Linked DNA regions of Homo sapiens: region 1 is linked to region 2. The links are chromatin loops, found by intact Hi-C in ENCODE. Cell type or tissue: transverse colon. All regions are shown on one strand.

Region 1 (8,000 bases), 1.8 Mb after region 2:
GAGGCAGGAGATTCGCTTGAACCTGGCAGGCAGAGGTTGCGGTGAGCCGAGATAGTGCCATTGCACTCCAGCCTGGGCAACAAGAGCGAAACTCTGTCTCGAAAAAAAAGATTTGATTTTTCTCTCATAAAATTTTTTTTTCTTTCTGGTAGGACAAATATTGGCAATTTTTGGGTGAGAGCATAAGGCTGAGGATGGTGGTCCCTTGGGGAATCACGACTTTTAGGCATGCAAGGAGGATGGGAGTTCTGGAAAAGAGATAAAGGAGGAGCAGTGAGAAAAAGAGGGAAACAGGAGCATGAAAATTAAGATGCGGCATGGTCTAATTTAAAAAGATTAGGTTTGGCAGTAAGCCTTACTGATGAAACAATTTTTAAAAATAAAAATCTTATTTCACTGATGTGGAGCCTAACCTGTTTTTTTTTTGGTTGTTTGTTTGTTTTTTTAGATGAAATCTCACTCCGTTGCCCAGGCTGGAGTGCCGTGGCACAATCTCGGCTCACTGCAACCTCCACCTGCCGGGTTCAAGCAATTCTCCTGCCTCAGCCTCCCAAGTAGCTGGGGCTACAGGTGTGCGCCACCAAGCCCAGCTAATTTTTGTATTTTTATAGAGATAGGGTTTCACTGTGTTGGCCAGGCTGGTCTCGAACTCCTGACCTCATGATCCACCCACTTCAGCCTCCTAAAGTGCTGGGATTACAGGCGTGAGCCACTGCGCCCAGCCTCCTTTTTGGCCAAGTGATGAGTCTGCTCCATACAACTAAGTAATTCAATATTTCCATGCTATATCCAAGTAAGCACATAAATGACATTATTTTAATTGAAAGAGTATACAGATGTGGTCACATTTTACTCAGTATGCTTCCTCACTCATATTTTAATTTTATTTTCTAACAAGACTCGGTATAATAAGAATGGTCATCAAAAACATCAATAACAATGCTTCAATAATAACAGCTCTCATTTATACAGTTCTTTAGAGATGACAAGGTATTTCCTACATATTTCATTTCTTTCAATTCCCACAAAAATCCTTTGAGGTAGTCTAACAAAGGGATCATGAGTGTGGACTTTATTTTATTTCATTTTTTTGAAATGGAGGGTCGCTCTTGTCGTCCAGGCTGGAGTGCAATGGCGCCATCTTGGCTCACTGCAACCTCTGCCTCCTGGGTTCAAGTGATTCTCCTGCCACAGCCTCCTGAGTAGCTGGGATTACAGGCCACCACATTGGGCTGATTTTTGTATTTTTAGTAGAGATGGGGTTTCACCATGTTGGCCAGGCTGGTCTCGAACTCCTGACCTCAGGCGATCCGCCCACCTTGGCCTCCCAAAGTGCTAGGATTACAGGCGTGAGCCACCACACCCGGCCACAAGTATGGACTTCAAAGCCAAACACTCTGGTTTTGAATCTCAACTCTGTCACATACCAGCTGCTTAACTTTGGACAAGTAACTTAATCTCTTTGACCTCAGTTTCCTCATCTGTATAATGGAATAGTAGCTTATACCTTACAGAATTAAATGTTAAACCACATGAAATATTTTGATTTTTTTGTTTTTTTTTTTTTTTAAATATTTTACAGACAAGGTCTTGCTCTGTCATTCAGGTTGAAGTGCAGTGGTACGATCATAGCTCACTGCAGCTTTGAACTTCTGGGCTCACCCTCCTGCCTCAGCCTCCCAAGTAGCTGGGACTACAAGCACATACCACCACGGTCGGATAATTTTAAAAATATTTTGTAGAGGTGGCGTCTTGCTTTGTTGCCCAGACTGGTCTCAAACTCCTGGGCTCAAGTAATCCTCCTGCTTTGGCCTCCCACAGTGCTGGGATTACATGTATGATCCACCATACCCAGCCCACATAAAGTATTTTGAACAATACCTGGAATAGGCAAGTGACCAGTAAGTATTACCTGGTAATATTAGTGGAGGTGGTGATGATTGTGTTAGTATTACAGAAATATTCCCATTTTGCAGGAGTAAACCAAAGCTTAGAGAAGTTGAATACTTGGACCAAGGCCACACAGCTTGAAAGTGATTGAGCCACAAGCCTTATAGCCTTACACCCAGGTCTCTGTAGTCAAATCCTATACTTTTTAGACAAAGCTAGTATTGGATTTAGGTTTTTATAAATTCCAAACATAATAACCTATTTCAAACTCATAGAAGTCTAAGCTGATTTTCTAGAACCCAGAAAAAGTATAGTATACTAAAAAATTAAGACAGCTAAACAAAAAAAGAAAAATTACTTACCATTTGCGATCACCTGGATTGATGGCAACTAATGCTCCTCTATCCCAAATCATGTCAAATTTGCCAATATTTGTCCTACCAGAAAGAGAAAAAACATTTTATGGGAGAAAAATCAAATCTTTAAGAAGATGAGCAGCGTCCCCCATGGTGCATGCTGGTACTTCAACAATCGTCAAGGTATTAGGATCTCACGTCTGCGTTTCCTCCTAGAGGAATGTGTGGACCTGGGTGTGGAGAGCTGTCCATCCCCTCATGGTTTTAGGAGCCTGTGGCAGCAGCCTCCCCACTCTGTTATGATTTGGGGACATGAAGAAGGAACAAAGGACAGTGTGCAACAACTCTGCCCCCAGCCTCTGGCTCAGGTATCAGGGACTTTCAGGAGATGAGCTCTTATCTCCCTTGGCTACTTGAAATTCATTTCTATTACAGGCCCAGGTGCAAGGTAGAAGACACTGTCTTACTCACCTTTCTTTTTCCCTAGCTGCCTCAGTTTCCCATAGTTTGGGAGCTAACCAAAGACAAAACACATTAAAGTGTGCAGACGAGTGTGTAATAAAAATATCTGCAGAACAGACATTCAAAAAAATGCTTTGTGGATGTTACACAGGAGGAAGAGAGTGAGGAAGACACCTCCACTCCCATGCCTGCACTGCCTGGCAAGCATTCAAATTTTTTAAAGTGCAGATGTAGTATTCAACCTACCTGGGAAGATCAAAAATACTGCAACAGTACAATGAAATGTTCCCCGAAGAACTCTGTAATGAAATAATGAAAAAAAAATTTTTTTTTTTTACTTAGTAAGTACTTGAATAGTCAAGGAAAGAGGGCCAAGCAAAGCAAAAGTTCTAGGGAAAGAATGTGTTAATTAAACATAATTAAAGTAAATAATTTTACTGCACTTTATTGGCACCTTATTTTTTTCTTTTAAAACCTGTGCGAGGTTCTTTTGGGCCAACTCAGAGGAATATCACAGAGGACAACTTTGAAGATCAGTTGGCTGTTACTCACTTCAGAGCTTGCTATAAAATTCTAACAATGTTTCCTCGAGCAGAGTGATATTTTTACTCTGCTAAAGATAAATCTGCAGGTCAACCAATTATCAGGCAGGGTGGTACTGAAAAGTCAGGTATTTTAAGTTATTCCAGAAATGTGCAATTGTGCTGATTCTTCCATTTTTGCTCATTCATTCAGCCAATGAGCATTTATTTGCTGAGTACCTAATAGACAAGACATCTATCCTGGGTTCTTGACAGTAGATTTGAATTCGACACAGTCTCTGACCACAGTGAGGACAGACTAGAGCAGAGAAGCGTGGGCACAGAGAACATTACAATCCAGAATGGCCTGCTCTGTTGTGGTTCTGTGCCTGCGAACTATGTGAACACAGAAGGCAGAGCAGGGGCCTGCCTGGGAGCATCAGGGAGACTAAACAAAAGGTGACTTTTGGCCAGGTGTGGCAGCTTACACCTGTAATTCCAGCACTTTGGGAGGCTGAAGCAGGCAGATCGCTTGAGCCCAGGAGTATGAGACCAGCCTGGGCAACATGGCAAAACTCCAACTCTACAGAAAAAATTAGATGGGTGTGGTGGCACACACCTGTAGTTCCAGCTACCTGGGAGGCTGACATGCGAGGGTCACTTGAGCCTGGGAGGTCAAGGCTGCAGTGAGCTGTGATTGTGCCACTGCCCTCCAGCCTGTGTGAGAGTAAGACCCTGTCTCAAAAACAAACACTTGGAGCAAAATAATCCTAAAAAATAAACAACAACAACAAAAATCAAGAGAATAAAACAAAAAAAGAGGTGACTTTTGAAAGGGTGACACTCTAGGGTGTGGACTGGGGGCACACTCCAAGAGGGGGCAATATAACATAGACTTTAGGATCCTGGGAGCTGGGGTGAAGGGCAGTGTAGGAAAGGTGTGTCAGCACACAAGACTGCTAGATTTTATTCTGAAATGAGGTCCCCACACAGGTTTACAAGTAGAGGAGGAAGGGTCTTTGACAACCAGCCTGGGATCACTGGGTCAGCCCAGAGATGGGTGGGCCTGGAGGCAGGAGAACAGCTGGATCTCAACTTTGCCTGCAGATTGGAATCAAGGGGAGCTTTAAACAGTACTGATGCCAGGGCCCTACCCCTATAGATTCTGATATAATTGGCCTGGGGTAAGACCTTTGGATTGGGAATTTTTATAAGATCCAGAGATGATTTCAAATGTGCAGCCTGGGCGGGGAACTGCTGCTCCAAGAGGGGCCTGGAAGCAGGACTAGCCCTTTTTGGACTGAGTAAACTCCTTGGATTCTTTAATGCTTTGAGAATGAGGTGGGAGGAAGATGTGAAATAAAAAATACCATCAAGCTTCCTACTGATCTGAGCAACAATTTTTTTTTTTTTTTTTTGAGACAGAGTCTTACTCTCTTGCCCAGGCTGGAGTGCAGTGGTGCGATCTTGGCTCGCTGCAACCTCCACCTCCCAGGTTCAAGCGATTCTCCTGCCTCAGCCTCCAGAGTAGCTAGGATTATAGGTATGCACCACCACAGCCAGCTAATTTTTGCATTTTTAGTAGAGATGGGGTTTCGCCATGTTGGCCATGCTGGTCCTGAACTCCTGACCTCAAGTGATCCACCCACCTTGGCCACCCAAAGTGCTGGGATTACAGGCATGAGCCACCATGCCCAGCTGAGCAATTAATTTCAATATTTAGAAAAGAGTACTTTGTGAGACACTGAATATACAGATGGACAATAGATCCTATATGACAATACAACTCTGACCCCACAACTGATTCAGGAGTTAAGAAGAAATTACTAAGGCAGATAGGGAGGATACGGAAGGTTTTCCTCTTAATGAAAAGCAGCCTCAAATCATTTTTCCTTTCTAACAAAGAGCAGCCTATAAAATCGAGCTGCAGACATAGATGCCGGCAGTTTGTGCCAATCATGTTCAAAATGGTGGCTCTATCTTCCCTTCTCTGTCAGCCACCTGTAGAGTAAGAAGCAGACAACATGGTGCCAGCGAAGGGAAGAGTTCATTTGCATAATAAGATTAGGGTGGGGCGACCAGCCTTCCCAGCACGTTATGTAAACATCACACTTGATCAAACCAATCTGTGAGCCCTATGTAAATCAGACACTGACTCCTCAGGCTGCACTATAAAATCCGGCGCTTCTACACCTGGCAGGTTTTTTCCTCTCGGAAGTCCCCTCTCTCTCACTAAAGAGAGAGCTGTTTTATTTTCTCTTTCTCTTTTTTTTTTGCCTATTAAACCTCCACTCCTGAACTCCTCATGTGTGTCTCTGTCCTAAATTTTCCTGGCACAAGACGACGAACCTGGGGAATTTACCCCAGACAAGGTAGCCACTTCACAACCTCTGCAGTGACTTGGTCAATGACTGCCAGCTTCCCTGATTTTTACTACCACACTTCTTCCAATTTAGGATCAGCCAGAGAAAGGCAAACATGCTCCCCAAACCAATCACATAGGATGCCCCGTTCCTAGTTGCCCACCTCCAGCTTCCCTGTGCCAACAGCCTCGCAACAGCACATGCCGGGAGCTTTTACTTTTGTCCACTTTTAAGCTTCCCCACTCCTCTGCCTGCCTTTGAGTCTCTGCCAGATTCTCTCTGCTTGTTCCCACTTGGGTAGTGTTTGTTTATTTACACTGGCTCATTCTGCTCACAGCATAAAGACCACTCCCAAACCTATCATTTTGAGCCCAAACCTCACTCCATGCTTCAGACATAAAACCTTCACCACTCCACAGGTCCCTTAAACTCATCATCTCTAGAAAAAGATTCATTCTTTCTGCCCTTCTCATTTATTCTTGACCATCCAGCCAGTCATCTGAGCCAGAAATGTGAACTCATCGCTCCTTTGGTCCTCATTCGGTCACAGAATCCTGCGGGTCTATCGTAAATGTTGCTTTAATCCATCCTAACCACTCTCTATGCCCCATCACTCTCCTTGCTCAGGGATTCATGATGTCTTTCCTGGACCACTGCCATAGCCTCCTGTCTCTCTGCCAGGAGGCTACTTCCCTTCAAATCACTTCCTATGAGGCCTCATGGGTGATTTAAGTAGTATCTTCCCGAGGTGTCCAAGACCATGGACCCAGGCCCTGCCTGATTCCAGCTCTATCTGTCACCATGCTTCAGGAAGCACCGCCAGGTTGGGCAGGTAACTCCCATCTCTTCCCTTAATACCCTGTGTCTTTACACTTAGCTCCATGCATTACAAATAGCTTTGTCCCTGTTTCTCTTCTCTCCTAAACTAAGAGATTCTTTAGGGGTGGGAGTGAGGGGGGTGTGCTGTGTTATCTTTATCTCTTCAATGTCTTAGGCAGGGTCTGGCACATGATGGGTTCTCAGAAAATGCGTGTTAATAAAAATAAAACAAGCCTAAAAGCTTGAGTACAGAGAGGCTTTGACCTCAGCTTTTATATACATATGTCTATACCTATTTAGGTAGCTATCACCTATATTTTTAAGCCCTTGCTTCTTATACTATATAGTATCTACAGTGAATCTGCGTGCTAAATAGGAACCATCGGACACATGAATGGTATCCTCATAATACTCACACTGAGAAAAACTTTTGTGGGGATATGGATACAATTATTTACCCAAATCAAAACAAACCTTAAATACTTTGGTTCCAGGAATTTCGGTGATTGGTTCTTCTGAGTAAGAAAGATTCTGCTCTGTAAAAAATTCTTGTATCCCAAGTTCACTGATTTCCACACCAACTACACTGTGTCCCCGGTCTGCAAACCTGCATAAAATCATACATTTACACTTAAATTATGTTTTCAAATGACTAAATAGAGGGTTATATTAGAGTAAGCATATATTTTCTTTAATTTAGAGGAATTTATATGAATTCAGGTTCATAGGGTTTCAAAGAACATGCAGGAAAGCAGATCTATATTATTTTCAAACCTTATAAAAATTCTGAAAAACTGACTTATATGAATTCAGGAAACAATAAAAATTTGGAAAATTATATATATCTTTTTTTATGTATGAAACAGTTGGAATGTAATTATAGATATATAACAAAATACTGATTTAATACAAATTGATTTGACTAGAGGAAATGCTTTTCAATTTCTCTAAATCAGCACTGCCCATTAAAATTTTCTGCATTGATGAAAATGTCTATATCTGTCGCTGTCCAATAAAATAGGCATTAGCCACATTGGTTCCTCGTGATTGAGGAACTGAATTTTACATTTTATTTAGTTTACATTTAAATAGCCACATGTGGCTAGTAGCTACTGTACTAAAGTGAACAGGTCTAGAACATTAGCACTCATTTGTATACTAATCTTGTAGTTTCCATTTGCTTAAAATAAACACTATCCAAAAATTTGTATATTTTATCATATACAAATAGCATTGTCCTGGTAATTTTATTTATTTATTTATTTATTTTTGAGACGGAGTCTCACTTTGTTGCCCAGGCTGGATGGAGTGCAATGGCACAATCTCGGCTCACTGCAATCTCCACCTCCTGGGTTCAAGCGATTCTCCTGTCTCAGCTTCCTGAGTAGCTGGGATTACAGGTGCCTGTCACCATGCCTGGCTAATTTTTGTATTTTTAGTAGAGACGGGGTTTCACCATGTTGGCCAGGCTGGTCTCGAGCTCCCGAACTCAGGTGATCCACCTGCCTCAGCCTCCCAAAGTGCTGGGATTACAGGCGTGAGCCACCACACCCGGGCTTTTCCTGGTAATTTTGAGGAAAAGAGGAAAA
Region 2 (8,000 bases):
ACTGTCACAATTTCTTCTTGCTGTGTCCTCAGTGGAAACTGACTATTGACCTTCTCTTCCATGTCTATCTAAGCGTGGAGCTTCATGGGGCAGGCCTCTTGGCCCAAAATGAGGAGGCTCCTGAAGGGGACTGAAGGCCCTGTCTAGAGACATCCAGGCCAGAAACCACCAGAGAGGCGAGCTGGGACCTGGCACAACTTTGTAGAAGATGCTGTCTGAGAGCCTCGCCCCAACGCGCTCGGGTTTCCCTTCTCGGCTCTGCACCCCTGGGACATGGGATCTTGCTCTTCACGGAAGTGTAGTGAGTGAGAAGAGAAAAAGCAAGAAATGAAAGCTCGTAATCCAAGCTAGAAGGAGTCCACACGAGGGCCTAAGGACATAAAAAATAAATAATTTTATGTATCTTAATTTTTATCATGAATAAGGAAGGACAGTGGGTTGAATGGTAGATCCCTAAAAGTTATGCCCACTCAGAACCTGGGAATGGCTTTATTTGGAAAAAGGGTCTTTGCAGATGTAATTATGGATTTGGAAATGAGATCATGCTGGATGATCCAGGTGGGCCCTCAATTCAAAGACAAATGTCCTTATAAGAGAAAGGCAGAGAAAGATGTGAGATGTACAGAGGCAAAGGCCCTGTGGAGGCAGAGGCAGAGAGACTGGAATGACGCAGTCCCAAGCCAAGGATCACCCGAAGCTACTAGAAGCAGCAAGAAGCAAGGAAAGATTATCCCCTAGAGCCTATGAAGGGAACATGGCTCCACCAGCACCTTAATTTTAGACTTCAAGCCTCCAGGAGTGTTAGAGAATACTTTTCTGTTGTTTTAAGCCACGATATGTTTTGGTAATTTATTATGGCAGCCCTAAGAAACCAATCCAAATATCTTCCATTTATTGATTACTTATTATACATGCCAAGAACCTTACTTAAATATCTCATTTACTCTTCATAACAAATTTGTGAGGTTTGTATTATTATCTCCATTTTCCAGATAAGGACACTGAGGTTTTCCCAAGGCCATACAGTCAGAGGTAGAACTAGCACTGGAAATCACTTTCTTAGTCTACCCAACCATGATGCGGGTTACACTCACCTCCTGGCTATGGCGATGGCAGCCTCATAGCAAATATGCCTATTTATTTTTCATGTAGAAAAGGGACAGAATGCACAGGGATAAGTAGGGGAAAAGATGTCTAGGGGACCTCTGCACCATGTTGACTAATCAAGAACTGCAGCTGGTGAGACGTTCAGTAAGGAAGAGACTGATCAGTGACCAAGGAAGAGAGGTCAGGATGTTTGTATTTCCCAGGCAAGCAAGCAGGGGACCTCAGGCTCAGCAGCCAAGTTCAAGACCACCCACCCAATTGTGATCCAGGCCATAGGAGTGGTGAGACTGCAGAAGGAGCCTCTGGCACAGGTCGGACGTGAGGAACTGAGAGCACTAACATGCTTTTGAAACAAGCTCTCTCCCTCTAGTGTCACAAGAAGCAAGTTCAAGCCTGCAACCTGGCACAGGCTCCCCTGAGTCCGTGGCAGCCAGCAGCACACACCACATTTTCCTTTTCTTTGAGGCAAGACCTTCCTGGGGGTGGTTGGGTCAGGGGAATCTGCCACTACCACTGCCAGCTGGGACTGCAGTGGGTCAAGCAAAGGCAGGAGAAAAGCAGCCCCACTACTTATATTATCAGCACCACGAATAGTAGTGTTTTTTGACCCCATGCATCTATAGACTTTTTGGGCAATGGATACGACTATACTTGAAGCAATGATTAAAAAATTTAAATCCACCCAAAATAATAGTCTCATTCGGGTGGTCGCTGGCTTGGGTAGCTCTGCGTCCAGTGGGGAGTTGTTCTTTGATTAAGGGCCTTGAAGGGGAGGCTGGAAAGAATTCCTCAAGACACACAGCTGCACTGGCTGCCATTCTGCTGAACTTGTCTGCTTGGCACGTGGTTAAGTTGCTGTCTCCCTTATCCCTAAGTGGGGCTGAGTGATTTGCTACTACCTGTCCACATAATGGAGGGCCAGGCTTCATCAATTCTTAGATTCCTGGCTTCTGCCATTGCTATTCGTAGTGAGCAGATGACAGTTCTGGGGGTGCAGTTAGTGAGCTCTGCCACCCCTGGAAACATCAGGACATCGGCCATGTGGCTGGGGTCCCCCTGCGTGGCTCATGGCACATGTCCGTGAGAGCTGGAGGATCAGCCTGGATGAGGAAGGAGGAGGGGCGGGGCCACAGCTTGGCTGGGCCATCCCTAGAAGCCGGCTCACATGGAAAACGCGCTGCAGTGGCTGTGTAGCCAGTGTCTCTGGCGGCCTGCCCATGCCGGAATTCCTGGAAAGGCTCAAGATGGAAAAATAACCATCTGGATCCAAGCTGGTCCCAAATGAATTGTCTGACAGAGGTTGAGTTGGAGTTTTTAAGAAAAGCTGGAAATGCCTTTCTGTCAAGACCTTTCCTGATTCAATACAGAAGCAAATACTTTTTTGCTTTAAAGCGTAGTGCATTCCAGGTTAGCTACCCGGGGGCACCCACGTTTCTGTTTATCCACCACTCTGGTTGAAGGCTGGGAACAGTTACACAGATGCTTTCCACGCTGCCTGGAGTTAGTGGTTCTCATCCCAGTCCAGACTAACTTGTTTCAAAGTGAGAGGAAGTGAGCCCTCTTCATTATCTTATTTCAAGGACTGATGCAAGAAGATGAAAAGTATTGGCCAAGGTAACACAGTAAGAACTGGGGTCAGGAGGATGAGAACCTGTCACTTTGACTCTCACTTGAATGTTTCTTACCACCACTGTGATAGATCTCACTACCCGATGCATGAAGCATTCACATCCACTGTCCTATTTAGAATATCAAGATAAATATTAATATTATTATTACTAACAATGATGATAATAGATCAATAATATTCCACTGCTATTACTACTAAGGACACACAGAATTGTAGTTAGAGTGGGCTACGCCGTAAGGTAGAGAACAGGTTCAAACCTTGGCTTTACCCCAAACCACCTATGTTATCCATTTTTAAAAATATAATTTTGGCCGGGCGTGGTGGCTCATGCCTGCAAACCCAGCACTTTAGGAGGCTGAGGCGGGCGGATTGCGAGGTCAGGAGATTGAGACCATCCTGGATAACACAGTGAAATCCTGTCTCTACTAAAAATACAAAAAATGAGCCAGGCGTGGTGGCAGGCGCCTGTAGTCCCAGCTACGAGGGAGGCTAAGGCAGGAGAATCGCTTGAACCCAGGAGGCGGAGGTTGCAGTGAGCCGAGATCACACCACTGCACTCCAGCCTGGGCGACAGAGCGAGACTCCATCTCAAAATAATAATTTTAATTTTACTTGCGATTATACATGTGCCCAAGTTTAATGAGGCAAAAATTTCATTTCAACAATGTGTAAAGTTGTAATCTCTGCCTTTAAAATGGGGAAGAATTAACATGCACAGTGCCTAGTATAACACACACTCAGTACATGGTCGCCATCGTAGTTATAATTCAATAAACATTTCCTCATGAATTCTCAGTGATCACCCACACTTATCTGTTGCTCATCTCTCCTGGCCATGATGTAATCAATACAACACCTTCAAACTATCAATTCTTTCAAACATCTGTTTTTTCCTCACATCTGTGATAGAAAAAGAGGAAGTGATGGGTGTTTGAGAGTTCATTTTTTTCTTCACTTGATAGGTGGGATAATATTTATAAGTGCCCAATGTGCAGACCCCTATGCACACCAACAAGAAGGAAGGCAATTCAGCACACAAGCAGAATAAACAGAAAGCTCAGACGCTAAACTCAAGGATGGCATTTCCAGGGAAGGGTTAAGTGCAATGCCTCCGTGTTTCACTCTGCCTGCTTTTCCACAATACTTTTTGGATGAGTAATTCCCAAGACGCATGGTGGGGAAATGCAGAATCCTCCTTCCACATCCCGCAGGGAAGGCTGCCAGCTGTCTACCCGCACACACACTCACGAGCTTCACCACACAACACGATGCAAAGCGCCAGCAACTGCTCCAGGAGGCCTAGGCTGGATCCTGCCAGCCACCAGGGGGCTGGGTTTCCAGGACATTAGACAGCCCCAGTCTACAACAGAGAACATAAAACTCTCCATCAAGTCAGGAAAAAGGTCTCGTGGGAACTGAGGTACTCTGGGAGAGTCTTAAAACTATTCACTGTCCTTGGTGTGGCTGAATGAAAGCAAAGCCAATGCCTCCAGATAATTCATAAACTAACCAGCTGTTCCTCCAGGTGTCACACACTGGCTTACCTTCTATGGTGGTTTCAGTCACTGAGACACTGCACAATTCAATGCTCTCAACTGCAAAGACCCCAAGACCTCCCGGGACCCAGGCTCTCTAAGGCACAGCAGGCAGGACAAGTCACGATGCTTAATTTGTGCAGGCTACAGCAATGCTTTACATATAAATAACAACTAGCATATGATCACCCCATTTCAAAGACAAGGACATTGAAGCTCAGAGTGTAAGTCACTTGCCTAAGATTACATGGCTAAAAAAGGGCAGAAACAACACACAAAAAATCCTAATATGAAAACTTGGGATCTAGTTCTTGGGTTGTGTAGTGGGTCATTAGTGTGTAGTGAAGAATTTTTTTTCTTTTTTGAGACGGAGTCTCACTCTGTCACCATGCTGTAGTGCAGTGGCGTGATCTCGGCTCACTGCAACCTCTGCCTCCTGGGTTCAAGCGATTCTCCTGCCTCAGCCTTCCAAGAAGCTGGGACTACAGGCGCATGCCACCATGCCCAGCTAATTTTTGTATTTTTAGTAGAGACAGGGTTTCACCATGTTGGCCAGGATGGTCTCGATCTCTTGACTTCGCGGTCTGCCCACCTCGGCCTCCCAAAGTGCTGGGATTACAGGTATGAGCCACCGCGCCTGACCATGAAGAATTTAACCTCACCCAAACTCAGGTCTGGCCTTTGCCCCCACCTGTGGGGAGGTGATCTCTCGGCCTCTGGAATGTCCTGCCTCACAGAAGTATGTTTATTGGCCACTGGATGGAGTAACAATGTGATTTATGATGGGGGCTTTGGGCCATGAGGTATACGTTCCAACCTCAGAGGAACTAATAATGAAAGATATTTGCCTGATCTCCAGGAGGGCCTAGGGACTAGAGGTCAGTCATGAGGACAGTAGCAATTGAGCTCCAATAAAAACTCTAGATGCTGAGGTTCGCGTGAGCTTCCCTGGTTGGTGATTCTTCACATCATGGCTGGGAGGAGGTAATGCTGTTCATCACTTCATGGGCAGAGGGCAACAGAAGCCCCATGTCTGGACCCCTCTAGACCTCTCCTATATGCCTCTTACCCTGGCTAAGTTTAACTTGTATCCTTTCCCTGTAATAAGTATGAGTAGAACAGCTTTCAGTGAGTTCTGTGAGTCCTTTTACTGAATTATCAAAACGGAGGGTGGTCTGGGAAACCCCCTGAACTTGCAATTCGTGGTGCAGGCACTGCTCTCTCTAACGTTGTAGTTGGTCACCTTCTTATAGCTAGTGATGGTTATACACTTAAATAGGCCAAGTAATAAAATATAACAACGTTGAAGTAACATCCATCAGCGTTCAGTGATAAGAATGCCTTGTGAAACAATAATTAGGTTAATCTAAATTGGTATACCCCAAACTGTGGCCAGGGAACAGGCAGATGGGTGGTACAGAAAGGAACAGGGATATATATTACTCAGTGTAATGTCACCAGGGCCAAAGGCTCAGAGAAAGCCTCCCTGTGGAAATCTCCCCAATGGCACATACATGTAAGAAGCACTGAGTGGATCAATTTTTGGGGTACAGAGTTCAAAGTGTTGGAGCAATGGGGGAACACATCAGCTAACTTCCGGTGTCTTAATATCCTCAGCCCACTGAGTGAAATTGACTTACTAGAAATCTACCATAGAATACTGAACATCCCAACAGACCAAATGGAGGAGTTGGCTCCCGCACTTGGCTCTGCAGATTTTGGGGACATATTTCCTCCACAATACAAAGGAGGATGCACATGTACCTGGGACACTACTGGTTTCACTGTGTTTGTGGTCATGCTGAATAATGGTGTATCAGTGGCAGCAGCTCTGGCTGAGAGACCAGAACCCTTGCAGCCTTAGTACTAGGGCCATACTCTCTCACCTGCAGAATAAGAAATCAATGCTGACGGCACATCAGACTCACCCAGGGAGCTTTTAAAAACATAATGTCCAGATCTACCCCAGACCAACTGAATAAGAATCCCTAGATGTTGGGACCACCACTGGCATTTTAGGAAATGCACCAGGGGATTCTAATTTGCAGCCAGAGGTGAGAACCTCTGGTATAGAGGATTTTTTTTTTTTTTTTTTTTTTGAGACAGAGTCTCGCTCTGTCCCCCAGGCTGGAATGCAGTGGCGTGATCTCGGCTCACTGCAAGCTCCACCTCCCGGGTTCACACCATTCTCCTGCCTCAGCCTCCCGAGTGGCTGGGACTACAGGCACCCACCACCACGCCTGGCTAATTTTTTTGTATTTTTAGTAGAGATGGGGTTTCACCGTGTTAGCCAGGATGGTCTTGATCTCCTGACCTCTTGATCTGCCTGCCTCGGCCTCCCAAAGTACTGGGATTATAGGCGTGAGCCACCGCACCCGGCTGGTATAGAGGATCTTTAAGCCCCCTAACTCCATCTGTCCTTGGCAGTATGTCTCAGTGATTTTTTTTTTTTTTTTTTTTTTGAGACGGAGTCTCGCTCTGTCACCCAGGCTGGTGTGCAATGGGTGCAGTCTCGGCTCACTGCACCTCCCAGGTTCAAGTGATTCTCCTGCCTCAGCCTCCCAAGTAGTTGGGATTACAGGTGCCTGCCACCACACCTGGCTATGTTATTTTTATTTTTATTTTTGGTAGAGACGGGGTTTTACCATGTTGGCCAGGCTGGTCTCAAACTCCTGACCTGAGCGATCCACCTACCTTGGCCTCCCAACGTGCTGGGATTACAGGCGTGAGCCACTGAGCCCGGCCTGTCTCAGTGATTTTAATTACAGCAGCCAATCCTTTTCCCCACTTTGCCAACACAAAAGTCGTGTTCTAACCTCCTTTAATCATACTTAAAATTATATGCTATGTCCACAATGAGACACCACTTCACACTCATTAAGATGGACATTATATTCTTTTTTTTAAAAAAAAAAACAAAACAAAAATGGAAAATAGCAAGTGTTGGTGGAGATGGGGAAACGAGAACCTATGTGCATCGTTGGTGGGAACGTAAAATGATGCAGCTGCATGGAAAACATTTTGGCAGTTCCTCAAAATGTGAAATACAGAATTACCACATGACTCAGCAATTCCACGTCTGGATATCTACCACAAAGCACTGAAAGCAGGGACTCAGATATTCCACACCCGTGTTCATAGCAGCATTGTGCACACGAGCCAAAAGGTGTCAACAACCCAATGATCATCAACAGATGAATAAACTTTAAAAATGTGGTATATCCTTATGACGAGCTATTATTCATCCCCCTCTCCTTACAAAGGAATGACATTCTGTTACATGCTATGACATTGATAAATCTTCAAACATTATGCTAAGTGAAAGAAGCCAGACACAAAAGAACAATATCATATGATTCCCCTTCTATGAGGAATCTAGAATAGTCAAATTTGGAGAGAGCGTAGAACAGGCGTTAGCAGGAGCTGGGAGGACGGGGCAATGGGAGTTGTTTAACGGTTCCAGAATTTCAGTTTGGTATGATGGAAACATTCTGGAGACAGATGGTGGTGATGGTTGAACAAGAATGTGCCACTTAACCGTGCACGTAAAAATGATTAAGATGGTAAATTTCATATTATGCATATTTTGTCACCAGTCAAAAATTTTTAAAAATAAGTATGTCATGGCTGGGCGCGTTGGCTCACGCCTGTAATCCCAGCACTTTGGGAGGCTGAGGCGCGCAGATCACAAGGTCAGGAGATCAAGACCATCCTGGCTAACACGGTGA

The links. Hi-C counts contacts between places; a loop is a spot of excess contacts. Peaks named below come from ENCODE experiments on the same cell type or tissue, not always from the same donor. Only the 100,000 strongest peaks of a DNase experiment are listed, where the experiment ranks them.
Region 1: a loop joins it to region 2, with 18 times the contacts of the local background. A loop is called at or near these places in 2 of 110 quality-filtered maps.

The regions. Positions count from the first base shown.
Region 1 is chr6:18,136,711-18,144,710 of GRCh38, forward strand. It overlaps TPMT (thiopurine S-methyltransferase), which reads right to left. Exons shown (of 9, transcript NM_000367.5): 4 at 6,886-7,018; 5 at 2,955-3,007; 6 at 2,253-2,327. Among named protein-coding and RNA genes, the nearest start is that of TPMT, 14 kb to the right of the region's middle. In transverse colon, no CTCF peak of the experiment used is centred here; a DNase peak (open chromatin) is centred at 3,661; H3K27ac peaks cover 1,389 bases.
Region 2 is chr6:16,335,166-16,343,165 of GRCh38, forward strand. The region is part of intron 6 of ATXN1 (ataxin 1); the gene reads right to left. Among named protein-coding and RNA genes, the nearest start is that of GMPR, 100 kb to the left of the region's middle. In transverse colon, a CTCF peak has its summit at 4,028 (motif pointing right); DNase peaks (open chromatin) are centred at 2,276 and 3,986; H3K27ac peaks cover 4,880 bases.